Linked DNA regions of Homo sapiens: region 2 is linked to region 1. Evidence: chromatin loops called from intact Hi-C (ENCODE). Cell type or tissue: Calu3. All regions are shown on one strand. Links, peaks and the distances in the headings refer to the core of each region. The heading gives the core; the rest is flanking DNA. Region 1 overlaps GRIN2B (glutamate ionotropic receptor NMDA type subunit 2B). Region 2 has its middle 81 kb from the start of EMP1.

Region 1 (14,179 bases), core at 1-8,000:
GTGACTTTGGCCAACATACATAAACGCTCTCTGATTTAGTTTCCCCATCAAGAAAGAAGAAATACTACTACTTCCCTCATGGGATTGCATAAGAATTAAAATGCTCATTAACATCATGCCTGGTTCAAAATTGACATATTATGTTAGTTTTTTTCCTCTCACTTTTCCTACCTCTATGTCTTAATACCCTTCATCCAAGAAATGCCATAACATTACAGTTTTCTCCCAAAGTATTCTGTCCCGAGGAATATTATATCACAGACAACTAAAAGCAAGGTAACAATCTAACAGACACCAGAAATTAGTGAAGAAGCGTAGGGTAAGGCATGAGTAACATGTAGCCATCTTGGTTTCAAGATTATGTTGGATATGCAAATCCATATGAGCCAAGGGAAGGCAATAGTCTACTCCCAGTGTCACACACCACTGCCAGCCCATCTACTCTCTCCAAACCCACTGTCATTAAGCAAGTGGGGGTAGAGGATAGGGGAAGAGGGCCAGAGGATGAAGCCAAAGAAGAGTAGGGCCATCTTCCTATCCCCAATTAGATTCCAAAATGTGGCTCTCAGTACAGAAAATGAAAAGTGCTATTGAAAGCATCCATTCCCAAAGAAGCAATTTATTATTTATTTTATTTTATTTTTGAGACAGAGTCTCGCTCTGTCACTCAGGCTGGAGTGCAGTGGTGCAATCTCGGCTCACTGCAACCTCCATCTCCCAGGTTCAAGCAATTCTCCTACATCAACCTCCCAAGTAGCTGTGATTACAGGTGTGCGTCACCACGCCCAATTTTTGTATTTTTAATAGACACGGGGTTTCACCATGTTGGCCAGAATGGTCTCGAACTCCTTACTTAGGGTGATCTGCCTGCCTCCGCCTCCAAAGTGCTGGGATTACAGGCATGAGCCACCGTGCCTGGCCCCCAAAGAAGCAATTTAGAAAGGAAAGAATCATAGCAATAGACTCCACAGTAAGAATATTTTTGCATGTCATCTAAGGAAGAATAAGATCCAGAATGTGATGCACGTTTTAGCTACCATGCTACACCCTGATCAACATGTCTATTTCCAGATCCTGACCCTTTACTCAGCATACCCTTTTCTTCCCCATTCTTGGAGCATTAAAGTTGGATCTTGAATCCTTTTGCCTGCTCCTACTGTAACTTCTACCTTTCTATTTTCCTTCCTACCTTCTGCTCAAGCCATTTTCATTAGTCCTAATGCCAAGGACAAAACAGTTGTCATTGACTCTGTCATTCCCTATCACTACTCCTTATTTCCCTCACCTAAAGTGTCTGTTTGCCACGGTACTGCCCTAAAATCTTCCATATATTTTATTTCATTTTATCTTCAAAATGTAAGGTGTATAGGGCAGAACACAAAATTTATATCTCATAAACTATAAACTGAGTATCATGTAGTATAACTAATGTGTTTGTCCACATTTTCAAAGCTCATCAGAATGGAGACTAAAACTCAGGGATGTATAATTCTTAGTTCAGTGTCTTATGATGCAGAATTGTATAATAGAAAGCATAGGTTTCAAAACAGGTATTCCTGAGATTTGAATTCTAGTCCCATTGCTAATAGTGGGCTGTGATATCCTGGATTAGTTACTTAACCTTTCTAAGCTAAAATCTGAAAACCCAGGGAAGATTTCAGACAATCAGTAGAAAAACCTCCTAGAAATAAATGGAAATACATCTAGCTTCAGTTCATTATTTGGATTCAGATGGGCATCTTAAATCCAGGATCTCAGGGAGAATAAAAGCAATTATAACAAGGCAAAATAAAATAGGCTCTTTATACTCAGGTGGGGAACTGCCAAAAAGCACCTCATACATTTTTAAACATTCTCCATTACTATTCGAAACAGTCTCTGTTACAAGCACCTAGCAGTTCTTTCCAGGTTAGAGATTTTCTTTAAGGGACCCCGTGTGGCTGCAGCAGGCTTCCATACTACTTGTGAGCCTCAGCTTCCCTGGTGGGGTGAGACCAAGACTCCCACCTCACACTTCAGAGCCTTCCCCCAGATTTTCACCTTTCAACCATATGCCCTTCTTGGGTGGTCTCCAATTTAGAGTTTTTTCTACAATGGTCCATGCTGCTTTTCGATTCTCATTCTTTTCCTGCATCATGATACACTCTCACTCCCTTCAAACTGCTCCACATGGCCTTCAGCTTCACCTGCTGAATGTTAGGCTGGACACTTCAGTGAAGCACTTGCCATGTATCACCTCATTTAATCCTCGACAACCCTGTAATCAACATATTAGTATCCCCATTATACAGGCAAGGAAACAAACGTTGAGAGTCAGGGATTGGTGACTTGTCCTGATTCTAACATTTAGGAAGTGATGCCCGAATCCAGCTTGGACTCTAAATTCTGATTTTTTAATAGCCCTACTCAGCTAGCCCCCGTGCTTCTTTCCACCATAATATAAAGCTCATTTCCTCTTTGGGAAAGCAGAGTGCTAATTAATGTTCTTACTGATTAATTAGCATATGCAAAAAAGTGAGCACATGCTATTTGACGAGGTGCTGAACTGCTGAACTGTGTCTGTGCTGTTGTCAAAAGTCTTCAGAAGAATGCTGTCCTTCCAGCATCAAAAACTTCTTGAATACAAACTTTATCCCTGTAATGCAATCATCCACAAGAGCACTTAATAAGTGGGTTTTATTGGAAATAAACTAACAACAAAAACTTAAGTTAAAACAGACTGACAATTACCTGTCTCCGAGAAGGGGAGAACAAAATAGAAGGCTTATTGATCATCCTTCAGACGATTACTATGAGCCTTCAGTGTGGCCAAGCTACATGTCTTAGATTTACTGCATCAGTTCCACTTTCAAATGTTTTTTGTCCTATTCCCCTGTTGTTGATTAATAGTTGTCCAACTGTGTGTCCCCATTCTATGTTTGTAAAATATGGTCATGGTACTTAAAAATAAACTTCTATTAAAAAAACAAAACAAAACAAAAAAAAAACCTGGCCTTAGTTTTGAGGTGTTTTATCTTTGAAATTTGTCCCAAAGGCTTTTTTCTCTGAGATTTGGGGACTCTTTTTATTGGCCTTTATGCAAATCTGTTAAGCCCCCAAACATTCCTCTGCATGGCTGCTGGGAAGTTTGCTGCTGGCACTCTCTCTCCAGGTAGCTCCTGCCACCACCCATTCAGCATCGAACGCCTGGGGCTGAGCCTCCAACTTTCCAGGATCTCCATTACTGGATCTTTTTCTTTCTTCTTTTCCCTCTTGCTGCTTACCTTTTAGAAACTATTCTTTCCAGGTCAAAAGTCAGATATTTACGCTATTTTAGAAAAGCATCTAAAAGTCACTGCCCACCTACCTCCTTATTTGGCGGAGAGAAAGACATGATGGAATATTTGGGTGTGGTAGCAATGAAGGAAGGAGCAAGGGGAAAGTGATGAGAGGAGGTCTCATTACAGTGACCTAGAAGAATTCACTTTACTGGTGTCAGTTCTCCTATTTACTCCTGGAAGGCAGTAGCCAGTGGGTCCTCTATGGAACTGTGCTACACTTAAGCGCTCCACCATTTCATACCCTTGTTATGTTCTCTTGTAGTTAGACTCCAGTATTGCCTGATTATAAATCATGTAATAGATCACTTTCAGTCAGATGACATCCCCCACAATGCCATCTAACAAGGGAGAAAGTGAAGGGTAGTAAGATATATGAGACCTTAACCAGTCATTTTCTTGAGAGACAAGAGAGTACACAGCCTTTGAAGCTAGCAACCAATGTTAAAATCCTGGCTTCCACTTAAGAGCTGTAGCATTTTGGATATGTTACTTAACCTCTCTGAGCCTCAGTTTCCCCATCTGTAAGATAAAGATTAAATAATATCACTTAGGTCGCTAACTGGTTAAGAGTATTAAATAAGATAGTACATACACAGCACTAAGCGCCTAGCATATGGGGAACACTCTCAAAGCCCCTAAGATACATCAGCGAAAAAAAGAGTTCAGTCTCTCTGCATGCTCTGCAAGTTACCTTATATTTGTATAATGATGTTGTGGATTTGTAAAAGGTACCAGAGAGAAGCAATCAGCTAGTTTAGGCATAACTTTTTCTACCAGGGAGAAATAATATAGGTTGCACAACAGCCCACATGAGAAAAAAATCATTTTTACCTGTTGTGCTCTCAAAGTAGATATGTACTTATTCATGGTAATTTTAAAATTCGCTCTTAACCATATCAGAATTCTTTCAAAGCAAAATTGTGCCCTCAAATTGCCACTGTTAAAATAAAATATAATTTGCTAAGGACAATCATATTTGAAAAAAAGAAAAATCTACCTGAAGCACAACTCAACGGGTTCTGCCACAGCAGTCTACATTTTCCATTTTGCTTATTTTTCCCACTTCCCTTAGCATGGGCTATTTGTGCTAGTGCCTATTTTCTAACATCTGTACCTGCACCCACGTAAATGGAAGAATATGTTTCTCATATGATACTGGAATGTCTTCACTTAACACTTTTAACTTGACCTTTCCTAGACTGAAGGGAAGCTCTGAAGCAGAAGCTAGTCATCTCTGCCTGCTGCCGACAGGTGGCGGTAACGGTCATGCAAGGTTCCTTTAGTCTCGGCTCAGCTGCTCCACTGCGGAGGTTGTCAACTAGCCAGGCAGCATGCTTGTGGTGTCTGTGCTAGGTTTTAAGGTGTTTACAAACATTATTAACCCGAAAGCATGTCTTTTAAGTACAAAACTAAAGGCAGGTTTGAATGTGGTGATAAAAAGTATGACAATGACAATAGTAGAAACCCAAAATGATGAAAAATGATAAACGTAGCACTTGTGGTGAAACTAACTATTCTAAGACGTGAATGGCTGGCTGCAAAGGACAGTGCATATGTACTAAGTGCTGTATCTAAGTAATGAACAATAATCAGTAAAGCAAGGAAAATAACTGAATAACTGATAGTATGTAAAAACAAAACAACCCAAAGCAGAATAAAACGCTTTTTTCTGCAGTTAGGGAATAAGCCCCAGTGTCAAGTGGCAATTAGTCATATGACAATTAGCCTAACATTAACGCAGGAGAGGCTAGGATTTGTTGGAGATTTAAAGCAGTGGTTGTCAATCTTAACTGCACTCTAGAATCACCTGGGGAGCTTTTAAGACTCCCGAAGCCCAGGCCAATAATCAGAATCCCGAGGGGTGGGACTCAGGCATCAGCAGTGTTGAAAGCTCTTCAGGTGATTTTAATGTGCACCCAATTGCCTTCAAATCTAAGCATGGGGAAAAATGTGTTGCTACAGGTTCCACGGATTAAAATCCATCTGGATGTGCAGATCAATATGTGTGATGAGCGTTAATACCTTGGCAAGAATTATTTCCCTATGACATTTGTATCTTCAAGTAGAGAAATCACCTGCCTTGAGGGATTTTTCTTTTTATAGTCTTGAAAACAGTATGGGGGAGAACACGTATTGCCAAAGAATAACAGAGTATGCCTTTCATATACCTATTTGAAGAAAAGGTATCCCAGAGCTACAAGCGTCAACATCCCTTAGTCATTTCAGTGAGTCCATTTACAAACAAGTGGACACAAAAACCTTTTCAAAACTATAGGAGTTTCTAGATACCAGCACCTTTCCCTCACTTTCATCTTTAACAGATTGCTAAGCATGCACGGTGGCTCACGCCTGTAATCCCAGCGCTGTGGGAGGCTGAGGCAGGTGGATCACCTGAGGTAAGGAGTTTGAGACCAACCTGGTCAACATGCTGAAGCCCTGTCTCTACTAAAAATACAAAAATTAGCTGGGTGTGGTGGCAGGCGCCTGTAATCCCAGCTACTCGGGAGGCTGAGGCAGGAGAATCACTTGAACCTGGGAAGTGGAGGTTGCAGTGAGCCGAGATGGCATCATTGCACTCCAGCCTGGCTGACAAGAGCAAAACTCTGTCTCAAAGAGAGAGAGAGAAAAAAAAAGGATTAATTGCTGGCCTATCCACGCTGTCAATGCAATCTGGTTACCTTCCATCATTAACAATCAAGTTTTACAGGAAAACAAATGCATGGTTTAGTCCTCAGCACAAACCCTCAGGCCCTTCTCCCTGCAGCCCCTTTTTACCTTATCTGCCATTATCATAGAGGAGCCCCCGTGGATGCCCAGGATGGGGGTGAGAGTCTGTGCTGAAATGAAATCGAGGATCTGGGCGATGGCTTCCTGGTCTGTGTCATCAGCAAACACCACCCCCTGGATCTTCCGGTCAGACATGAGATCACAGATGCGGGTGATGATGCTCTTTGGGTCGGTCTCATTCATGGCTACCAGTTCCACCCGGGGTACCACGGAGAGATGGTGGAAATCATCTTTCTCGTGGGCATCCTTGATGGCCACCTCGTCGGAAGTGCCCACGAGGATGACAGCAATGCCAATGCTGGGGGGGCTCTTCTGAGAACGAGCTCTGCTGCCTGACACGGCCAGGACGGCCAACACCAACCAGAACTTGGGAGAACAGCACTCCGCTCTGGGCTTCATCTTCAACTCGTCGACTCCCTGCAAACACAAAGAAAGAGCATGTTAAAATAGGATCTACATCACGTAACCTGTCTTAGAAGAGGCTAGATACTGCAATTCAAGGACCTTATCTCCTTTCATTGAGCACCAAACCCAACTCCATCTACCAGCCTACTCTCTTATCTCTGGTATTTGCTCTGCAGAATGAGAGAAAATGAAACTTTCAAAAGCCTCAGAAATCCTTGAACAAGGCAATAAAAGGTGCTATTGCTATAGTCATTGGCAGCTACAGGCAGAGACAAAGGAGGAAAAGAGGTTGTGAGTGGTCCAGGTAGCCATGCGAGTATGCATACACAAATCTCCTGGCCCTCCTGTTACAGCCCACCCTTGTACTGTTCTTGGGCTGAAGGAAAGCAAGGCCAGACAAAGTGAGCAGAAAAACGTGCTCAGCAGAGGTGAGCAACAGAACATGGGCTGGATAAACTGGATGTGGGGGGCTATAAGTACACAAGCCCTGCATTCTTGCTGCCTTCACCTTATGTTTGCCTCAATGAGGACAACAGCCAGAAAATTCTTTAGTAACCTTGTTAGTATCTGGCTCTTAATATTAAACTACAAGAACAACTGATACATGACTAGTAGTTTTAAAACATTGCCTCAATTGATCCTTACAATGACCCAGTAGGGAATAAAATAAGAAAAACATTATTATCACCATTTTTATAAATGTTGACGCCAAGGCTCAGAGAAGCTAAGTGTTCTAAGACCATGAACCAATCAATTAAGTGAAACAAACCTGAACCCAGATCTTCTGACTTTTGTATTCCAATATGTGTTCTATTACACTACGTGGAACTGCCTCTCATATAACCAATTATTATAAGGAACACATATTACTCCAATCTATTTATACACCAAAATACAGAAACTTAAACAAATACCATTAGCAGCTGAAGTAATGTTAGAGCCACATTTGAAAAATGTTCCTTTTTTTTTCCTGATGCCATCCTATAGTCGTGACTTCCCTAAAATGACTGATACCGTATTTTCATATAATTTGCCACCTTTTACCTACAAAGAACTCCTTCCTTTTTACTTCCACATATGACCCTAAATCTTATTCTATGCATCAAACTAAGGACATAATGCTCTATAGAATATAAGCCTTGGCCATCTCTCTCTATGCTTCTCATTATTCTCCAAGAGCTCCTCTTATTTTAATATAACTAGTTCTGCTTATGTCGCTTTATTTTAAATAATCAGTGTTCACTATTCAGGTGATGGCTACACTAAAAAGCCCAGATTTCACCACTATACAATATATCCATGTAACAAAAGCACATATTTACTGCCCGAATCCATAAAAAATTAAAAAGAATCATTTATTGTACATCTTTTATATGCTGCACACTGTGTTAGACATTTCCTCATATATAATCTCTCTGATCTTCATGGACACTCTATAAATTAGACATTTTATTCCCATTTCTCAAATAGAAAAACAGAAGCTCAACACAGTTATGTAATTATCCAAGGTCAATGGCATTATAACACCAGCATGCCAATACATAAACACAGCATTTTAATACTCCAAGGCAATACTCTACAAACTGCAACCAGAACCAAAACCAGATTCTCATTCTTCTACAAAGAGAGAGAGCATACAATCAAGGTTGAAAATGCTGCTTCAGATCTCCTGCTTGTTTCAAAAAAAAAAAAAATGGTGAGAGATTAAAAATCTAAAAGTGTTGAGAGATTAGCTAATCATGACAGTATTGAATAAAGAAAGATAAGGAAGTGTTCGAGTTGAGCAGTCAGTCTTGACTGCAAAGGGCATTAATGATTTGGGAGCAAGATGCTGGGGACATTTTGTGGCTGAAGAAGCACAAAATCCAATCCAGTTCTTGGCAGAAAACATTTTGGAACTTTTACTGGTATAGTCATCCTTCAACACTGCCAAGAAGGAGACCTGTATTGATTGCCTTGTCTCTCTCTCACAAATAAGATGAGTAGCTCAGTGGTTCATGCCTGAGCAAAGTTTACTCCTGACAGTTTTCTGATCTCAGTGTCTCTGTGAAAACAGAGAATGACTCCATGAGCCCTGGAAACCTTTGCTGATGGGCTGTACACAATTTAGCAGGAGAAACAGGGCCTGAATTCCTCCTCCCAGAACTTAAAGGAAAGAAACACTAGATAGGCAATTGAGTAGTACTGATATTCAGAGGAAGACAGAAGGAGTTTGACACCACAAAGAGCTGTGGACAAAGTACACACACACACACACACACACACAGTTCAATTCCAATGACTGGTTCTCAAGGAAAGCCAAAAGATTTACCATTTGGCAAAACTATAAGCTAACTTCATTCCAATGGTATTCTAATCCTACAGTTACAAGTCACTAAATTAGTTTCCTTCACGTTTAAAAGTGGCCCACTCTGCCGTGACAGTTTAACTTTAATGCACTCCACTCTCCCACTTTGATGTTTTATTTGCTCTCTCTAAAGTATCTCTTGTGTTCCTTTATCTTGTCTCACACAATATATTATATTTGGCTATGCAGTGGCTAGTTGTGACACCCAAAGAATAGCATCTGGTTTTACAGAGCATCTCATTTATACTCAGGATACAGCAAAGCACTTTACAAAGCAATACATTATGGGAGATAACAGTAGCAGAGGGGCTGTGAGACAAAGAGGCTACTTTGAATACAAACTCAATTTCCAACATTAAAAGGGGATTCATTGAGGGAAAGCATGTAGTCCAAGATAAGCAGAGTGGCTTTGCTCCCTTCCTCACAGAGACCATAAGTCTTGATGCACCTGCTCTAGGAAGTCTTGCTCTCCCTGTAGAATTGAGCATTGCTTCCTTTGGGCTCTCACCATAGCCTGCATGTATCTATCTAAATACACATAAACTTTTATTACCAATATATGATGATGTGTCCACCTACTTTAACTAGTTGATAACCTCCTTGTGAGCAGGGACTTTTTCAATTCAGTAATTATTGAGCACTTATAACCTAGAGAACTTTTTTCTTTTTCTTTTTTTTTCTTTTTTTTTTTTTTTTTGGTGGGGAGGATGCAACAGATACAGATTCTATCCTTCAGGACCATGGTCTAGCAGAAGATACAGACATAGACCCATAAGGAAAATGTTTTCCTCACTTTTATTCATATTCTTGAGCTCTAACAGTGCCTCATATGCAATAAGGAAGGACTCAATAAATGGTGGCCAATACTGAGTTTCTACCATTAGGTTGAACCATATAAAATTGTTAATATTTGACCATTTTTGACCTGCTAGTCAAATAGTTCAACCTGCTGGGTACCAGATATTATTATTGCCAGGTAAATTTCATGCATTATTAGATACTCACAAAAACATTGTAAGTCATACTTTCCTTTTATTACAAATGAGAAAACTGAGGGTTAAGTACATGACCAAGATTACACAGCTAATAAGGGATGACATCAATTTTCAAACCCAAGTTTGTCTGGCTCCAAAGCCCTTGCTCTTTCCCTTCTGGGGCCTCTCAGTATAATATGAGTGTTGAGTGAATGAATGAATGAATGAATGAAATCCCCAACCAAAACCAACTGACGTTTTAATACCAGTTCTGTGTTAACACAGTGCCTGAGGATGGGCGAGTCACCTAATTACCATCTCTATGCTATCATCGGTGAAACCAGGATAATATACCTAACCTACATACCTGAAAGATTTTTGTGAAGATCAAATGAAAATATGTATATGGAAGTGCTTTGAATAATCTAAAATACTCCACAGATCCAAAGGATATTACGTTTAAGCTTCTATAGAAGCTGTTCAAGGAGCCTAGCTATTTATGATAGCACAAAGTGAGTGTGTGGGAGGTGAGGGTGAAAGAATGGCAGACAGAGGCTGAAAGGAATGTTAAGAGGAACCGCGCATGGGGCAAAAGATGTTAGTTCCCTGAGCGATATAACTCCCTGAAGATGTCCCATAATGGCCTCGGGGTAGCAGCGACCTCCACTGACAGCTTACTAGTCATGTAGATGAATTCAATAATCACTCAGGCCAGGGCCAGTATTGGGAATCAGTGGAGCTCAGCATATCGAAATCATGCCATGAATTCAGAAACCAGGGTGCACCAGAAGGACCAGCAACAAAGCAGCAGGATTAGAGAGTTGACTGTTCACTCATTTGGCTCTTTGCCTCCTTGAAGCTTGGGCTAAGTGATCCCGAGATCCATAGCAAACAGAAGGCCACAGGAGCTTATCTTCATGCTGGTAACTGGTACAGGGTAACTATAGCAGGAAACAGTCTACACTTTGCTCAGAGCAGGCTCAGAGCAGGCTCAAAGGGAAGATACATCTGGGTGAGAAGCCAGGCCAACCCTGTCCTTAGAAAACTGAGTCCTGGGGCAACCACAACTGGAAGAATAAAATGTGACTTAATCAATAATTAAGTCAAAAATATTCCAAGCACCATCCCTTAATGCAGTCAGGACATTATTTGGAGTGATTCAATTAAGGAGACTATGACTGGAATATGACAGGCAGTGAGTGAAGTTAAGATTAAGATGCCAGAACTATGTATCAGGTCCAGTTTTCCAAGCTACCAATAAAGACAGAAAGTTAAGAGACATAGGCTTAAAATATGTCACATTAGAGAGTGGGGAAACAATAATTCTCATACAATGGAAGTCAAGAAGAGTATAAACGAGTATAACCTTTTTGGAGGTCAAAGTGGTAGTATCTATCGAAATTTTAATATCAAGACAAAATAAAATTCAAAGGCAAAAAATATCAAAAGGGACATTAAGTGGTATAACATATAGGTACCAGGAAGAAGCAATCATTATGAACACATATGAGGCTAAAATATAGACTTTTCATGTATAAGGCAACAACTAAAATTTACATGGGGAGAAACAGACAAATCCAACTGACAAAAGATCTTATTAACTAAGACATAAAAGATTTTTTTAAAGCATGAGTTATAAGTTCGAACTAGTTCAGATACCTAGAAATGTATATAGAACAGAGAATAGATGTTCTTTTTAAGTACATACATGAAAAATATTAAATCTACAAAAATACATCAATAGATTAAAAAAATCAATATGAAATCAATTGTCATTTTTCTATAATGTGATTAAATTAAAAGTACTTTTTAAAGGTACTAAAAATACTACATATCCAAAATCTTAAAAAAAAAAAACTTGTGATTAAATAACTATAAGGTTAAAAAGGAAATCATAAGGGAAACTAAAATTCCTTTGAACAGAATAACAATAAAAATACTAAATGTCAGAATTTCTAGAGCACAATTAAAGCATTTACAGAGAAAAATACACTTTTAAATACATTTATAAGAAACCAAGAAAATAAAATATGATTAATTATAATTAAGTTTTCACTTACTGCATTAAAAACTTAACAGTCAACCCTAATAAACAAGAAAATAACAAATGAATGAAACACAAGACAAAGAAAAGCAAAAAACAAAACTGATCTTTTAAAAGACGTAAAGTCCTGACAAGATGAATCAAAAAAAAAAAGGAGAGAAAATGCGAATGAAAGAGAAAATAACATATATAATAGAAATTTTGAAATAATGAATATTATGAAAACTAGTTACTTTTCCATTTAATGTGTAATATATAATAAAAATGGCAAATAGGGAAAGGGGCTGAAAAGAATGTAGAACATTTGAATTAAGTTTTAGAAATTTTAGAAATTGTTATTAAAGCCCACACCCCTAATGTGACAAAACTACTCCCTACCCTAGTCCTCCACTTCCCACCCAATCATCCCACCAGCCCACCCCACCTCTGCCAAAATAAAAAGAAGCAAAAGTGGTACAGATGGTTTTATAGATTAAGTATATCAAACTTTTAAGAAGGAAACGAGCCTTGCTCATATAAGTGGAACAAAAAGAAAAAGACGGAAAGCTTGATTCTAGATTCAGATAATTATAAGAAAAGATTATTATAAACCCCTTCCACTTATGGACATAAAGGAAAAAAAAAACCTTAAAAATTAGTGGCCAGGCACGGTGGCTCACACCTGTAATCCCAGCACTTTGGGAGGCCAAAGTGAGCAGATCACTAAAAATACTAAAAATACAAAAAATTAACTGGGTGTGGTGGCACGTGCCTGTAATCCCAGCTACTCTGGAGGCTGAGGCAGGAGAATCCCTTGAACAACGGAGTCAGAGCTTGCAGTGAGCTGAGATCATGCCACTGTACTCCAGCCTGGCAACAGAGCAAGGCTCCGACTCAAAAAAAAAAAAAAAATAGTGCTAACTAAAACACAGTATATTTTTTAAATAGTAATCATCATCACCATGATCAATTGCGGTTTATATCTGAAATGCAAGAATGGCTTAACTTCAGAATATGTATCAAAATAATTCACCACATTAAAGAACTAAATGAGATATTTACATGAATATCTCAGAAAAATGCAGATAACATACTTGACTAAGGGAAATATATATGATAGAAATGTTAAATTGTGTTTAAAACAAACAAATAAAACATCACTCTTTGATAATAGGAAATCAAGAGATCGTCAGCCTTTACCTGGTGGGTACATCCAATAACTGTAATCTATGTAGGAATTAACAAAAGTCTTAACAAGACCTCTACAGCAAAAATTTGAAAACTTTATTAAAAGATTTGAAAGAAGACCCAAACAATGTAACCATATACCACATTCATGAATGTGATATCATAGTATTTTAAGTTCTATTTTCTATCATTTCAAGCCAATTCTTATCAAAATAATAGTAAGATTTTAAAAGAAATGCTATAAATTTATTCTAAAATGTATAAGAAAGGATAAAAGTACCCAAAGAACTATTAAACACAATGTCCTTATCTGAACCTATAATGAAACTGTGCTATGAACTAAGAAGTATGGTTGACTCAATTCTGCAGAACAGATCCAAAATAATTTTTAATTAATACATTTTTAAGAATTGTAAGTTCCAAGTCAATTAAAGTTTTAAGTTATACCTTCTAAATTTAAATCTAGAGAAGCAGGGCAAATGTTGAACCAAAGAAGTGATCTTGACTCAGAATGCTTAGCTTAGGCAATACATGCATTCATCAACCATCTGAGGTAGGAAATGTGAGTATCACAGATGACAAACATCTACTTTTCAATATCACTATTAAGTAGAAGACCAATATCTATTTTTGTCAAATGGCATCTATATATTCAGGGCATTTAAAAATCCAATTTCAATCCTCTAAATGCACTTAGTGTCTGCTAAACTACTAAATATCATCCAAGTCTGTAGAAATAACACATAAAAGGCACCAATCTTTGATTTGAATTGACTTGGAACCTACACTTCTGTGTTCTGTTATTTTCCTCCCTCTCACACTATTACCATCATCCGTTACTCTTTTCAAGCTTTTGAGCTCCCTTGCCCTGCTCTTTCTTCAGAAAGGAGCAAGGTAAGAAATCCTGAGAGTCTGGGGCATGGAGGCAGGGGCTGAGACTGTGCCCCTGTGAAACCAGTGGAGAAAGAAATATCTCCCTGGACATGCTAGATACATGCCCAATTCATTTGTCATTGAGTGACCCACATGACAATAAACAGGGATCCTTGGTCCTGGAGTTGGGGAATTTACTCACCTAAATATAGTCCTGCAGAGAATTAACCCCAAATGGATTTCAACATATTACAGCCACATA
Region 2 (15,007 bases), core at 3,722-11,721, 590 kb before region 1:
AATGTCTCCCAAGAGACCACTGAGGTACCATAAAAAGCAGCAGCACCCGGGTGAGGGCCTATGGTGGCCATTAGCCCGCTAAGCCATCTTATTTCTCCCTAACTACGCCAGCCACTGCTCTGATTCTTAATCAACTGGGCTGCCCCTTTCCTCTGAGATCCCTTGGATCTCATCTGGTCTTTCAAAGGGTAGACAACCCTAGAGAGAGGACAGCCTCAGGTATTGTCTTAATCACCTTAGGAAGAGATTAAACCAAAGGAATGAACTGGGCAAATAACAGAAATGATCCCCCTTTTTCTCTGTCCACTGAGAGTTCCATCTTCTGAAATGTTGACCTACCTAATGTGACCTTGAGAACTTAATATTATCTTTGATGTTTACCATCCTCCCTGGAGACAGAACGAAGAGGATCAAGGACCTTGAGCTTTCTCTTGAGTCCCTTGGATGTGATCAACAATGACATCATTATAGCTGGTGAATTTGGTTAATTCTGTTAGTGTTCTCGATTTAATTGCAGTGGTCATATTAGCTTCCATTCAAACACTGCCATATGGCTCTCCTCTTGCTATTAGTCTCGTGTCTGAACTGGTGACTTAGGGATACCAGTTCTCCACTATGGGGAGCAGGATGTCCACATCCGCACAAGCATTCTTGAATAAACCTCATCATTCAGGGAATACCTTTCATGATTTCTACTGAAAAGAAAATAGGCCAAGGAAATAATAAATGAAAAAAAGCTAAATAGATTCTTAAAAGGGAACATTTGCTATCTCAAGATTTAAGTACCTGGAGGATAGTTGATGACAAAGCCAGTTAGTCCTCCTACCATGGGGACACTTGAAAGGTCTTCATTAGGCACTTGTTTCAGAGATTGGTAGGGGCTTACGGAACAAAAGCTGCTGGGCAGAGATTTCACTGCAGTGTCAGAGGGCCAGCCCCTGAAGCCTTCTCAAAGTCCCTGTTCTTTTTTGGCCATCTGGTCTTAAGTACCAGAGGACATGCTGGGAATTGGTGAAGGACAGAGAGAGATGTCTTCAGGAGCATGGTCCACTGAGGCTCTTGTGACACAAGTGGCTGTCTTTAATTTGCCCAGAGTTTTAAATGGGAGAGTGGGCACTGGCTCTGTGTTGCCCCGATGTGATCCTGCCTCCGCGAGTCCTCCCTTTTCCCCAGTGCTTTACGCTTCTCTCTGGAGGCAGTAGATGGCTCTCTTGGGTACTGATTTCTCCATCATTTGCTCACTCACACCTCCAATTCTTTTGCTGTTTTTCTTGTTTTCCCCCCTAAAGTGTATTCATGAATATAGATCCCTCCCTCTTATGTTCATTGTTTCTTTACTTCTCCATCAGCTTTTTCATTCTCCAGTTTTCAGCCTTTTCTGGTCTCTCCCTCTCATCTTCATCCTCCAATCTGCCCTTTCCTCTCTCAAGCTCTCCTTCTCCTCTGTATTCTACTCACCATTTTAATTCTGTATTCTCTCTCTCTGATTTCCATCCTAATATCTCCATCTTTTTGTCTTCTCTTTTTACCCCTTTCTCTCTGTCTCTTCTCCACAAAGCACTCTCTGAAAGCTGAGTGTGTGTTAAGATAGACTTTATCCGTGCTTTGATAAAAACAAGAACTCAACGCAGAAATATTTTACCCAGACAGCCTTAGCTCTCCGTTAATCTTTAGGCTCAGCGGTGGCTTGCACGCTCATGTCCCATGTTGTTATTCCACAGGCATATATTTAAGGTTGTATTTCACTCCAGGATAAGATTGATTTTTCCAAGATTAGTTATTAGTTCCTGAAGTGGGCCGTTATTATGGATGAGGAAGCTAAGTGGATTGAGCTTGGTGTTGTACGAAATACATAACAACCAAGCCGGAAATAGCACTGCCTCATGAAGCTGTGCAGGGGCTTGGAGGTCATGGCCTCTGCAGAGCCTCCTTGACTCCTCAGGCCAGGGTCAGGTACTCTGCCTAGGTGCTGTTGTGCTATGCATTCTTCTCCTTCGTAGCCTCTATCTCCTGCCTATGTGCTCAGCTATTTCTGCCAACAAAGCATAATCTCACACACTGTCTAGTATGCAGTGGGCAATCCATGCATGGAGTCCTCAGAATGCCAGGAGATCCTCGTGAGAGCCTTCCTCCTATGCAGCCTCTTGTCTGCTCACCTCTAGAGTGGTGGAGTTTCTATGGGTAGCTGCATTAAGAACTCCCATTCATATGAGAAACCTGAGAGCATTTCACTTCAAATAGATATCCCCACTGATTATTCAACATTTTACTTCCAGGCCTGTGTACTAGGAAATATAGGCATTAAGGACACCAAAATAAAGAAAGACCTAGCAAGAGGTCCTTCTCCAATCTTTAATTTAACTTTCCCAATCCCAATGCCACATTTTGTCTCTTTGCAATTGTCCGAAATGACAAGTCTCCTTGGCTTTGCCCTTCTGGCCCCATTGGATGTGAGCTGTGATCTCTGCTGGTGTGGTTCATGGGCCTGGATGGAGAAGTCACTTCTGCTGGAATTTTCCAATGTATATTTTCACCATTTTAATTGCGAACATATCTTCCTGATCAGGACTTGTGTAGAATATGCTATCAGATTTTCTGGAGATTAACATCCTCACATGATTTTTGTTTGCAAATAGGTCTGCAGCCTGTCTTTTTTTCCCAGAATTATTTTCAGCATTATGAACAAGTTTCAAAAATCACTTGGTTTTAGTGCGGCATTTAGTACACAAAAATGTCATTGAGCCCCACTATGGTTATGGGAGCCACCCTTATCCACAAAGTCACATTGCTTACAAACTTGCCCAATTTGAGGAATTTCAAAAACTTACTTGTCCTACAAGAGTTACTTTCTGAGGATGACAGGTAAGTTTATTATTATCTTGAGTGTAATGATGGTTCATGGATGTCTACATATGCCAAAACCTATCACATTGCACATTTTAAATATAGGTGGTTTACTGTGTGTCAATTACACCTCAATAAAGCTGTTTTAAAAAACCTCACTGGATCCAAAATTCTCTCCCTTTCCCATACCTGAAATGTAATTATTTTGTTTTGTCTCGCTGTCTTTGGCTTCATCAATCACAGTCATTTGGTTCTATCAGTTTTGATGAAGCAAACACGGCTGGTAGAATAAAAATACACCCGACAGATTCTCTCATTCTTGTGCCAATTAAATGAGTTTGCTTACTTTTTAACCACTGGGATTCAGAGCTGTAAGTAGACAGAACTGGAATTCAGATGAGGAGGAAAAGAGAGAGAAGTAATTTTGGAGCCTAGGAAAGTTTGGAGAATGAGGGGACAGGGTAAAGCCACTGGGTAACCAACCAGGTTCTGGACCCAGAGATAAAAGCGTTAAGTGAATTTGTGTCACAGGTCCACGTCGTTACTGATCAAAGAACGGTCCTCTCCTTGTGTTCGTTAGGGTAAATGGTGGATATGCAGCTTTGAAGTCAGGCACACACGGACAGGACTATGGGCCCCATTACTGATTAGATGTCTGACCTTTGGTAAATTTCTCAACTGACTTTAACTTCAATTTCCTCATGTGTAAAAGGGCATAAGAATCTTTATCTCACAAGGGTGTTGTGAGGTCCAGGCAGGATGATATAAATGAAGAAATTGCCTTGCCCAGAATACTTATGTTTCTCCCCATTCCTTTCTAACTTTTTCTTACTTAAAAAATATTTTACATATATATTTTAAAGCTTCATTAAATTTATTTAAAAATGTGTATAAATGTGTTTTTTTCTAATTACATAAGTAATCCATTCTAATCATTTTGAAAAATGCAGAATACAAATCAATCAATTGGGAGGGCAGGAATCTCCTTCCCCGTGAGTTCTTAAGAGAAAACAAGCACGCCAACATAGCCAACATGTAAGTGCTCACTGTAATCTGGAAAGACCCCTGTTACGGGAAAGTGGCTGTGGATAGGAGATGGGAAACTGCAGGCATGCGTTAGGCTCACTACGTTATTACCTTTGGTCAGCTCTGATTTCCTTTCTACTTGTTTTTAGAGATACCGTTGTCTTATTTTAAACACTAGGTAAAATAAAAATTTGGGATACTTTTAGATTGTAACGTTCAAGAATGCTTGCTCAGTGTTGAGAGCAGAGGGTGGATGTACCACGTGATCCAAAGCGGCTCTTGCTGTTCTGCTGTTTCCTTTTTAATAAGGCCAAACCCGGAGCACCCAGTCGTACTCTTGACTTGCTGATTTTCCCGACTTCCAAGCACAACAGAATTAGCCTGCAAGCCCCAGAGCCTCTGCACTATCGCTCACTCCTCTTCCCTCCAGCTCCGGCTCTGTCGCCCAGCCGTGCCTGGTCTCTCTACTTCACACGTCTGCTCCAGCATCTCTGCTCCCCCTCCAGTTGTCACATCACTTTGCACACACACAATATTTTTTTTCCTTGCCAGCCACTCCACCATCAGTGCCAACCAACCACTCCTTTATATTCCTCAAATTATAGTCATGCTATCGAGAGCTGGAAGAGACTTCAGGGTCTTCTACCTCTAGTGTTGCATTAGTGCCTAGTTTGAGTAGGTACTACTCGAGTGCCCTGAATCTGATATCCTTTCTCCCAGCTGTGTGTGGCCTGGAATGCACCGGGAGGATGGGGCAAAGTGGAGCAAGAGATCACTTGCTACGTGCAGCTGGCCAGGATCCCCTGGCACCACTGACTCTTAAAGCCAGCGGGGGTTCAGGAGCCCCTTAATTTTGGCATCTTGTGTGTCACGAGGAAAAACTCTTCTCTCTAAAGAGTGCATCTGCCTGTGCTTCTCTTAAATCTAAAAACCTCCTGTGTACTTCCATAACTGGAGGGTCCGTTTCAATCCCTACCCACTAGCCGTCAGTGTCCTCACAGCCTAGCCAGAGTCCACTGTGCCCCCACTCCCAGACATGCACACAGGACACCCCAGCCACATACGCACTCCCTTGTCTACGCTGTAGGTCTTTGCACATGCTGTGCCCTCTGACTAGAATGCTCTTCATACTTTCCTACTCAGAAAATGTCTGGTCAAACCCTTCTTGGTGTTGCCTTGCCTATGTCTGTGGGCACCTTGCATGTTACCATGAGCCCCTTAAGACCCTGATAATGGTAATAATAATGAAAGAGACAACATTGGCAACCGACGTTTATTGATTATGCTAATAAAGACTCATTATTTTATTATCTTCTGAAACAACTTTATTATAAAGCTACATTTAGGGATAAGGAAACTGAGCTTTCTAGAGGTTTAGTCATTTACCCAAGGTCACAGCTAAAAAATGGTGGCCTGGGGCTCAAACTTAAGCTTGTCTCATTCCAGAGCCCAAATGTCACTGTGCCCCTCACCACTTATCATGCCGCCTTGGCAACTGTCTGTGAGCAAGGCTTGCTTCTCGAGGACAGGAACCCTCAGCATATTCCCAGTGCCTAGAACAGTGCCTGGTATATGCTAAGTGTTCAGTGAGTGTTTGTTGACTAACTGAATAAACAAATAAATTTCAACAGAGCCCTCCCCTCCTCCAATAGTCCTTGAACCAAACCCAGGGACTTGGGTGGAGAGAAGTTCCTCTGTGCCCAGGAGCAGCAGCAGCAGATGGTGCTGCGGGGATATGCTCTCTCTTTACTCTTGCACCGAGCTGCTCTCTCTCCATCCCCTCTCCTCCTTCTCCGAAGCAGCCCCATGTGCTAGGAAGATGGCCAAGTGAGGCCACTAGCCTTCCAGCAGGAAACACCTGGCTGGTCAAAGCCTTTTGCAGTGCTTTGTTTCCACAATAACCTTTTATTTGCCTCTCTCTCTTAGATTTCATGCAAAGCCAACTGGTATTTTTTTAAACAGCTGAGAACACCAGATGGAAGGGTAGGGGGAGGTGGAGGCACAGTGAAAGGCAGGAAGGGGGCAAGAAAGGGCTGTGGATGAGAGGGACGTCCTGAAACATGTGAGGTCGGGAAAATGCCAGACAGGTCAGCAGAGGTAGGGAAGGAAAAAAGAGCTGAAAAGACCAGCAGCCACCATATGTGTGCATGCACATGCACGCCGCACTTTCAACATACCATTAAAATAGAGAAAGAAACGTTCTGGTTTCCGTAGCAACAAGGCCTATTGGTGCCTCAGCCAGAGAAACTTATTGGAAAGAAAGGCATTTGCCTGTTAAGGAGCCTGATGAATCGGGAGATAATTATACAGCATTCCACCACCACTAAAGACACACAAATACACTCCAGAAAATATTTTAAAGAGCATAGATTGTCACAAATCCCACAAAGGCAGTGGGTGGGAGTGAGGCAGCAGGCGAGGAAAAAAGGCGACTGGAACGGTTCTAGGTGAACACCTAGGGAGGGGGCCCATGTGAGGTGGAGACTGGAACCAGCTCACAGGTCAGTTGTCAGAGGCAAACATGAGGCAGAGCTTGACATACTGGTATTTGATTCTAAGGGGCCAGCACACTGAGTCCTATCTTCTTTGTCCTTTTGGGAAGTGGGTGGGTGGATCTGTCATGTCTAAACAGTTAGATCCAGTATGAGAGGGTTCGCTGAGAGCAGTGGGATCAGCGCTGTTAGGGCACTGCTTCTGCGGCGGAATGAACTGTGTGAATGTCATAGGACATCTGCTCCCCCAGATGGGGTGGGACAGAAGAGGAGAATCTTCAACACTGAGTAGAGGATTGTAGAATCTTCCTTAGGGTAGAAGGAAAGGAGATACACAATTGTACTTCTCATAACGCAGGACACTGGGCTGGGCACATAACAATTGCTATATAAAATACATAGTGAGTGAATGAAAGATGGAATGGATACATGGATGGATAGATGATTATGTGAGTGACTTGATGAATAAATGGACAAAAAAATTGTGAATAACCAGGTCCCTGACTTCTCTCCTCTTGCTCATCCCTAGGAACTTAATTGCAAATCAGTTTTGTCCTCCAGAAGAAGGTCACTGAGTAGTCAGAGGTTCCGTGGTGAAGCCTTTAGATAAGAGTCATGCCCTGCAATAAGCCCCAAGATCTGGGGCTAAAGACAGCCCGGCATCTTCAAGAGCCTATTACCTTTGAAGATTCAGATGTGTTGCATATGTTCTCCTTCCTCCTTATGGATGATACACCTTGTGATATGCCCTTCCAGTGTTCCACCCTGAATTAGAGGGAAGAGCTTGCCCACTTCATCACAGCACCAGGACCACTTTCTGTAGCTCTTGGGGCTCAGGTGAGCCCTCAACTTCTGTCTGAGGGAGTTTTCCTATCCTCTGATCGCTGATAGTGCTCCGTGAGCCCCTCAGCTGGCCCTTTCTTTACACATTGGTGTCTAGAATCATGACTTCTTATTCAGTTTTTCCTGTGTGTATGTTGCTCCTCTCCCACTACACTAGTGGGAGAAGCCACTTGGAGAACCTCTTCATAGCCGGAGCCACTAGCAGGCCGCATATCAAAGAATTGCATATTTGCAATGTTGACACCAAGGAGAAGGACACTGATCTCTAGCCTTTAAGAATTGGCTGAAGCCATCAGACTCCACCCTCAGCTAAGATCAGCTCTGTGCCAAGAAACCCCTTGTACACTAAACACACATACACCATACGCAACATTTTGTGGGTGATGCCTGGTTGTCTTGCATGGCAGACACGGGCTAGAGGGCTGTGTGAACTGATGAGAAAGAAAGGGAAGGAGTCAGGGAAAGTCCCAGAGGACTCATCCCCTTGCTACTCATAGGCACTTGACTATTAATGAACTGAGTCTGTCACAGTCACAACACAAAGGGGTCCTGCCAGGGAAGGGAACGCAGAACCACAATAGACGGCTTCTTTGTCCTGGAAGTAGAGATGAGGCAGGATTCTCCTTATCACCACAATCTTAGCAGTGCGTTTTGCTTATATTTTGTTTTTTGAATAAGGAAAAGAAGGTTCAGCGAGGTTGAGCAAATTGCTCAAGGTCACATAGTTAGCGTATAGATACGTATTGAATTTACACTGTCCCTCTCCAATGTCCAGGCTGTCAACTCTGGTATTATATTGACTGTTTGGACTTAGGCTCACTGAAGGCACTGGAGGAAGCCAAAGTATGTTTTATTTCTTTGAATGAATGCCTCTTTGAAAACACAGCCTGCTTTGGGAATATGAAAGAGAAAAAACAGGTCAGAGTTCTTTTGCTACTTAAAATGAAGATGAGGGAAACGGTTCAGAACAGAGAAAAACTTATAAGTCTTATTTTGTGTAAGCATCATATTAAACATATTCCATTCCAACTATAAACAGATTTTCACATTTCCACCTTCCCCCTCCCATTACCCTGCATCAGCCCCCACCATCCCCAACAGATTGTTCCCTTCCTTCCTGTTTATATTATAAGAAAGCAAAATTGGCTTCCCCTTCATTCTCCACCTCCCACCCTGCACCATCTGGGGGTGCATAGCTCTTACCCCGTTTTTTGTTGTTTTTTTTTAATACTCCCTCGACTTCGTGTCCAGCGGCCCATTCGATTTTGAAGCTCCGCAGAGAGTGCCTCCAGCGGCCGCCAGGGGTCGCAGTCGAGCAGCTGGCGCCGCCTCTGTGCAGGGGAGCAGGGGCCGCTGGCCGGGAATCGCAAGCCGGTCTCCTGTACATATTAGCGCGCAGCATTAATCAGGCCGCAGCCTCTGCAGTGCTTTCCGAGGGGAGTCAGAGACTAGGGCTGGGAATGAGACCGGGCCTTTTCGGGCCACTAGAGCCGGGCCACCTCAACTCTCCCGCCCTAGGCTCAGAGCACACAGTGCTCAACGAAGTGCAGCGAGGCCAGCTGCTCGCCTGGCCCAGGGTCGAGCCTTGCCTCCCAGGATTCCTAAACATACGGGACCTGTGAGTCTGTGGACAGCAGTGCCTGCCAGGCCTGAATTCATCAGGAGTGGCGGGAGGTGGCGTAGAGGGGCAGCTCTTGATGTAGATCGGGAGGACACCTCCTCTCCCTCCCCTGCCCTCTTACTGACCCCAGCCCCTCGACAACACAGGCCCCTAGAAGCCAAGTGGCAGCTCTGTCCCTGCACACGCGTGGGCACTCCCCAGACCCCTGCCAGTTCTCAGGTCACCCTCAGACAGATTTGGCCAAACCTCCCATGGTCTTCTCATGTGCCTGGAAAGCCAGGCCTCTGCCAGAAGCTTATCAGATGGGAGGCAGAGCAGGGGAGGGCCAGCACGTGCTTCCTCTAGCATGAATTTTTCAACATTACATTTTCATCTCTCTGCCCTATTTCTCTCAATTCTCATCTCTGAAAAGAGCAGCGCAATTCCCTCCCACTGCCCTTTTTAGAGACGGATCTGCTTCTTCAGATTTGATGCAATTACTGGGCAACTAAGATGGAGGCACTAGGGGAAGAAAGGGGGAGCGGGAACAGAGGGGAGGGGAAAGGGCTTGTCAGCCCTGAGACCCGCAGGTGCGCCCGGGAGAAGCTGTGGCTCCGAGACGCTTGCCACTCCTGGGCAACACTGTTGAGCCCTTTTACTCAAACCATTGAGGTGAAACACCAGGGGCCCACGATGCGCCTCCACTTTTCCTTCCTCTTTCTCCATCTGCCTCTCCCTTTCATCCCTTCTTCCCTTCCTTCCTTTCTTCTTTCCTTAGAGACAGACACAAGCACACATATAGACATTCCTATGCATGTGCTTATAATACAAGTCATGCTTGGATCTTTTATAATAAGTTCTAAAGGGATAAGATACTATGGGGGGGGGAGAGAGATCTGATCAGTTTGGTGAAATAAGTGGGATTTGAGTTGGATCTTGAAGAATGGGTAGGACTTCTGCAAGAAGGAGGAAGGCAGGCCAGTGACAGAGAAAAGCTTGAACAAAGACATAAAAGTGACAGATGCCACAGCAGTTGGAGAGAGCCATGAGTAGGCTGCAGTGGCTCCATAGAAGGTAGAGGAGAAGAGGATGTTTTGGGCACAAGCCTGCAAAAGTTAGACCAGAAAATGGAGAACCCTAGAGCCCAAATGAGGAGTTAGTGCATTGGTCTTTGGACTGCAAAGCCCATCAAAGGTTTTCATGGCACAACAAATCTGTGGTTGTATTAGTTCATTCTCACACTGCTGTAAAGACATATCTGGGACTGGATAATTTATAATGAAAAGAAGTTTAATTGGCTCACTGTTCTGCAGGTTGTACAGGCTTCTGCTTCTGGGGAGACCTCAGGAAGCTTACGATCATGGCAGAAGGCAAAGGGAAAGCAGGCACATCTTCATATGGCTGGCAGGAAATAGAGAGTGGGGTGGGGAGCTGGGGGAGAGGTGCTATACACCATTAAACAAGCAGAACTTGGGAGAAGTCTATCACAAGAACAACAAGAGAGAAGTCCTCCTCCATGATCCAACCACCTCCCACAAGCCCTTTCCTCCAACACTGAGGATTAATTACAAGATTTGGGTGGGGACACAGATGCAAATCATATCAGTGGTTTAGGGATATTTCTTCAAAGGATGGGTAGATAAGGGATTGAGGTGCTGGGGGTTGGCAGCTGGGCATGGAAGGTTTGGGGGGCTGTTGTGGTAGTACAGATGGAGACAGTCAGGGCCTGACTTTGGGCTGCCACACTGGAGCAGAGAGTGTGAGACACCATGAGGAGAGGCTTTACACTTGCTCCTCAACACCCTCTTCCCACCTCTGCCCCTCCATCACTCCCCATCACAGCTGATGATCTCCTATCACACTTCACTGAGAAATGGGAATGATTGGAGGAGAACTCCCTTTTCTCCCAACCACCTGGTCTACACATGAACCTGTGTGTACCCAGTGTACCCATTTTCTCTTTTCCTCCTCTTAGTATGGAAAAAAATTCCCTTCCTTCCTGTTTATATTATAAGAAAGCAAAACTGGCTTTCCTCCACTCTGCCTTTCTCAAGGACTTTTCTTCCTCATTACTCCCTTTTTCTCCTGCATCGTCAGTCCCTCCCTCTTTAATGTTCATTCTCACCAACACATAAATATGCTCTATCATTCTGCAGCTTCACAAAAGTCTCCAATGCTACATCCCTCTCTACCTAGAGCCTCATCTGTAATAAAACTTTTCCAAAGTCTGCACACACTGATTCTATCTCTTCACCTACAAACTACTCTTCAGTTTGCTCTGATCTGGCTCATTACATTACTTTACCAAAATTACCCTTCAATCTCTAACATTCTAAATCCAGCAGGTAGTTTTCTGGCCTTATATTGGCTCTTCCATTCATATTTGGCATACTTGACCCCACTGTCCTCTGTGAAACACTCTTTTTCTTAGTTTCATGACATCATAGCTGCTTGTATTTTTTCTATATCAGTGACCTCTGCTTCTCATACAGTTCTAGTGGCTTCTGCTTTTGGAGAAGATGAACAAATACTGAAGTGCCCCAGGACCTTGTCCCGGGATCCCTTTTCTTCCTTTCTCTTCCTGTCTCATCTACTCTCTTCTCTTCATCGATGTACTCCCATGGCATAAATACCATCTCTCCAGTGATGCCTCCAGATAGATCCCCATCTCAGAGCCCTCACCATGGAGGCCCAGGCTCTTACATCCAACTGTCAAATTGACATCTCCACCAGCGTGTCTCATTGGAATCTTAAATTTAGCATATCTAAAACAAAACTCTTAATTCTCTTCTGTACCCAACTGCCAGCTGGTTCTGTCCCTCTCTCTATGTCCCCAATTCAAGAAATGGCATTATCATCCACCTAGTTGCTTACACTAGAACTCTTGAGTCGTCCTTGATTCCTCCCTTTTCCTCATCTCTATATCCCATCCATCAGCAAGTTCTATCAGGTTTACTTCCAATATAGGTCTCAAATTGGCCCATTTCTCACCATGATCACTGCCATCCTGGAGTTTAAGCTGCCATGATCTCTTACCTGGCCTGGTGCAAAAGCTTTGAACTTGTCTCTCTGCTCTGCCTCTTGCCCCTTCCTCCCCATAATTCATTCTTCATGCATCAGTGAAAATGAACTTACAAAAGCATAAATCAGGTCAGATCCTTCCCCTGCTTAAATGCTCTTCTTTGATTTCCCATCACACTTAGAATAAAATCCAAAGGCTTTGAATGGCCTCCAAGACTGTCCACAATGTGGTCTTGCCCCGCTTCATCCTCACCTAGTTATGATCACTCCCTTCTCAATATGCTCTATATACAAAGGTTTCATTGCTGGTCCTTGAACATGGAAAGCTTTTTCTCTGTATATGGCCTTTGCATCTCCTGACCCATGGACCTGGATTATTTGCTCTCTGCCTGGGTCTTTTTATAAGAGACTCCCTTCTCGTCCTATAAAGATGCCTTTTCTGCTCATCCTCATGCTCCTAGCTATCCCACATCACCTTGCTTACCTCCTTCATGACATTGCTCACACTCTGCAACACAGAAACTTATCTGTCATCTATTGTCTGTCTCCTGAGAATAAGAAACTTGTCTGTCTTGCTCACCCCAATATTCTCAGCACCAAGCAAAGCCCCTGGCTGTGAATTAGCAGTGTTATACATTGGGTAGAAATGACAGAATCTGGTGAGTTATCCTGTATATAAAGCAGAGTGATGGAGAAGGGAGGAGTTTCATTAAGGATGAGAATGAAGAACCCAAAGAATGCAAATACAATTCCAGTGAGAAGAGGCAAAGGAGAAAGTACAAGCTTTGGGTTGGTGAGGTAGGTAAGGTGCTGATTTTATGATGGGTTTGAGGTGCCTATGGGACTTTTAGCTGTTAAATGGAGATGTAAGCCTATAGCTTGGGAAACAAGTTAGGGCTAGAGATATAGATTTGGAAAACACTGGCTTAGTCTATTTTGTATTGCTATAGCAGAATACTACAGACTGAGTAATTTATAAGGAACAGACATTTAATAGCTCACAGTTCTAGGGACTGGGAAGTCTAATATGAAGGTGCAGGCAGGATTGGTGGTTCCAATTCCAAGATAGCGCCTTAAACACTGTGCCCTCCGAAGGGGAGGAAGGCTTCACCTTCACATGGCGGGGGATAAAGAGACAAAAAGGGACCAAATTCACCTTTTGATAACACCATGAATCCTACTCATGAGGACAGAGCCCTCATGGCCTTATCACTTCTTAAAGACCCCAGCTCTTGGTACTGCATTTCAATCTCAACATGAGCTTTGAGGTGACAAACATTTGACCATAACAACACCTTTGCCAAAATAGTAATGAAAGCACCCGGAGAGCATTGGATGAGATGATTGTGGTGGGTCAGGCAGCGTGAGGGCAGAAGAAAGACTTATAGTGAAGAACAGGAAAGGGGAGGGGCCTGTGAAGACTGAGGCAGCAGGGAACCAGGAGGATGAAGTGTCACTGAAGCTTAGAAAATGTGAGATTTTAAGAAAAAGTGCTGCAGGTTGAGTATCCCTTATCTGAAATGCTTGGGACCAGAAGTGTTGCAGATTTTGAGTTTTTTTTTGGACTTTGGAATATCTGCATTACATTTACCAGTTGATCAGACCAAATACAAAAATCTGAAATCTGAAATGCTCTCATGAGTATTTCCTTTGAGCATCATGTTGGTGATCAAAAAGTTATGGATTTTGGAGCATTTGGATTTATGATGTTTGGATTATGGGATGCTTAACCTGTAGAACAAATTCAGTTCAGTCCAAAAAATACTTCTTGTGCCGTCCCTCTGTTCCAGTCTACATACTTTTTACGGAACTACAAATATAAATAAGCTCTCAACTTTTCTGGGGGGAGCGGGGAGGAATTATAGTCTGTTAGGAGAAATAGATATGTGAAAACATTTATGTAAATAAAATATGTATTCACACAAAACAGCACTATGTACTTTATAAGAGTATATCCAGATATAAAGGTAATATGTCAAATGTGTTAACAAAGTTTCCTGTTGGGCAGAACAGGAGTGGGAAATGGAGATAAAAAGACATCAATATATAAACAAAGCAAAATGGAGGTCTCAACCAAGCAAGAATGTAATAGTGCCATGAATGGAAGCTTCTGATGATTCAACCATCTGCCCACCCTGGTAGATCCTTGCAGCTTTTTCTTTAATATCAAAAATGTTTTATTTTTACTATAAAGTGCCAAATATTTATGGTAAAATCTTCAAATGGTGAGAAGGTATAAGTAAGAAAGCATACATCACTTGGGATCCTACCTCCCAGAAATAACCTATGCTAATATTTTTGCCATCATTCTTTCTGACAGTCCTTTCTGTGTGTATACATGCATGGATATTTTTGGCACTTACAGTTATTTAAAAATGGCTAGTGGTTTTTCTTTCAAACCACATAGGAGTAGCTCTTCTTTTTCTGAGAAGAGCAACTTGCACATCTCCTTTTAGATAATGGATAGAAGGCTAGTATTCACCTGTCCTTTGTTGTAGGAGAAAAGCATAATAGAACATGTTTTGGTTTCAAAGGAGCCTAAAGCTTAGACACTGGGGCTGGTGAAATTAAATGGTGAACTCCCCCAGTGTCCTTTTGCCTCCAATAACTTACAAAGAAGTCAAAGAGCCTTGCAGAAAAAGGGGACAAACACTCCTTTCACTTGAAGTCTGAGGTTATTAGTACAGGTCTAAGAGCCTGATGGAAGCCCAGGTAGCGGAGAAAGAAGGAAGAAAGGTGTCCTGGCCAGACCCACAGATGGCATTCAGGAAGGGCTGGAACCCTCACTACTCCTGTTCCCTGGACTATAATCACATGTTGGTCAAAGGTTGTATGAGACTGTACACTAGAAATGTTGTGTCCAAAGAGCTTTGACATTGGAGCCCAGGTCTGCTTAGTATGAAGTGTATGCAGCTGAACAGAACTCTGGGAAAGACTTATCACCTCCTTTGCATCCTAGAGAAACTGCAGCCAGCATGAAAATAACTGTCAGCCTGGGTTGCGTCTGCGCTTCTTGTGGTGAGCAGGGATTTGGCTACTGAGTGCTTCCTGCAGTGTGCAGGCCCTGAGAAAGGATTCATGGACCTCCTCCTGGAGGAGGAGCGATGGTGACAGAAGCTATAGCTGCAGGATTGGACATTTGGCACATTCACCAAACTTTCCATTTTCGTTTTTCTCTTTC

What was found. Hi-C counts contacts between places; a loop is a spot of excess contacts. Peaks named below come from ENCODE experiments on the same cell type or tissue, not always from the same donor. Only the 100,000 strongest peaks of a DNase experiment are listed, where the experiment ranks them.
Region 2: it touches region 1 in a loop (5-fold over the local background); 5 of 110 quality-filtered maps call a loop at or near these places.

Annotation. Positions count from the first base shown.
Region 1 is chr12:13,859,703-13,873,881 of GRCh38, forward strand. GRIN2B (glutamate ionotropic receptor NMDA type subunit 2B) reads right to left here. Exons shown (of 14, transcript NM_000834.5): 3 at 6,096-6,524. The coding sequence starts at 6,506. Among named protein-coding and RNA genes, the nearest start is that of GRIN2B, 110 kb to the right of the region's middle. In Calu3, for the core only: a CTCF peak has its summit at 4,579 (motif pointing right); a DNase peak (open chromatin) is centred at 4,589.
Region 2 is chr12:13,269,840-13,284,846 of GRCh38, forward strand. No RefSeq gene overlaps it. Among named protein-coding and RNA genes, the nearest start is that of EMP1, 81 kb to the left of the region's middle. In Calu3, for the core only: a CTCF peak has its summit at 8,491 (motif pointing right); a DNase peak (open chromatin) is centred at 8,522.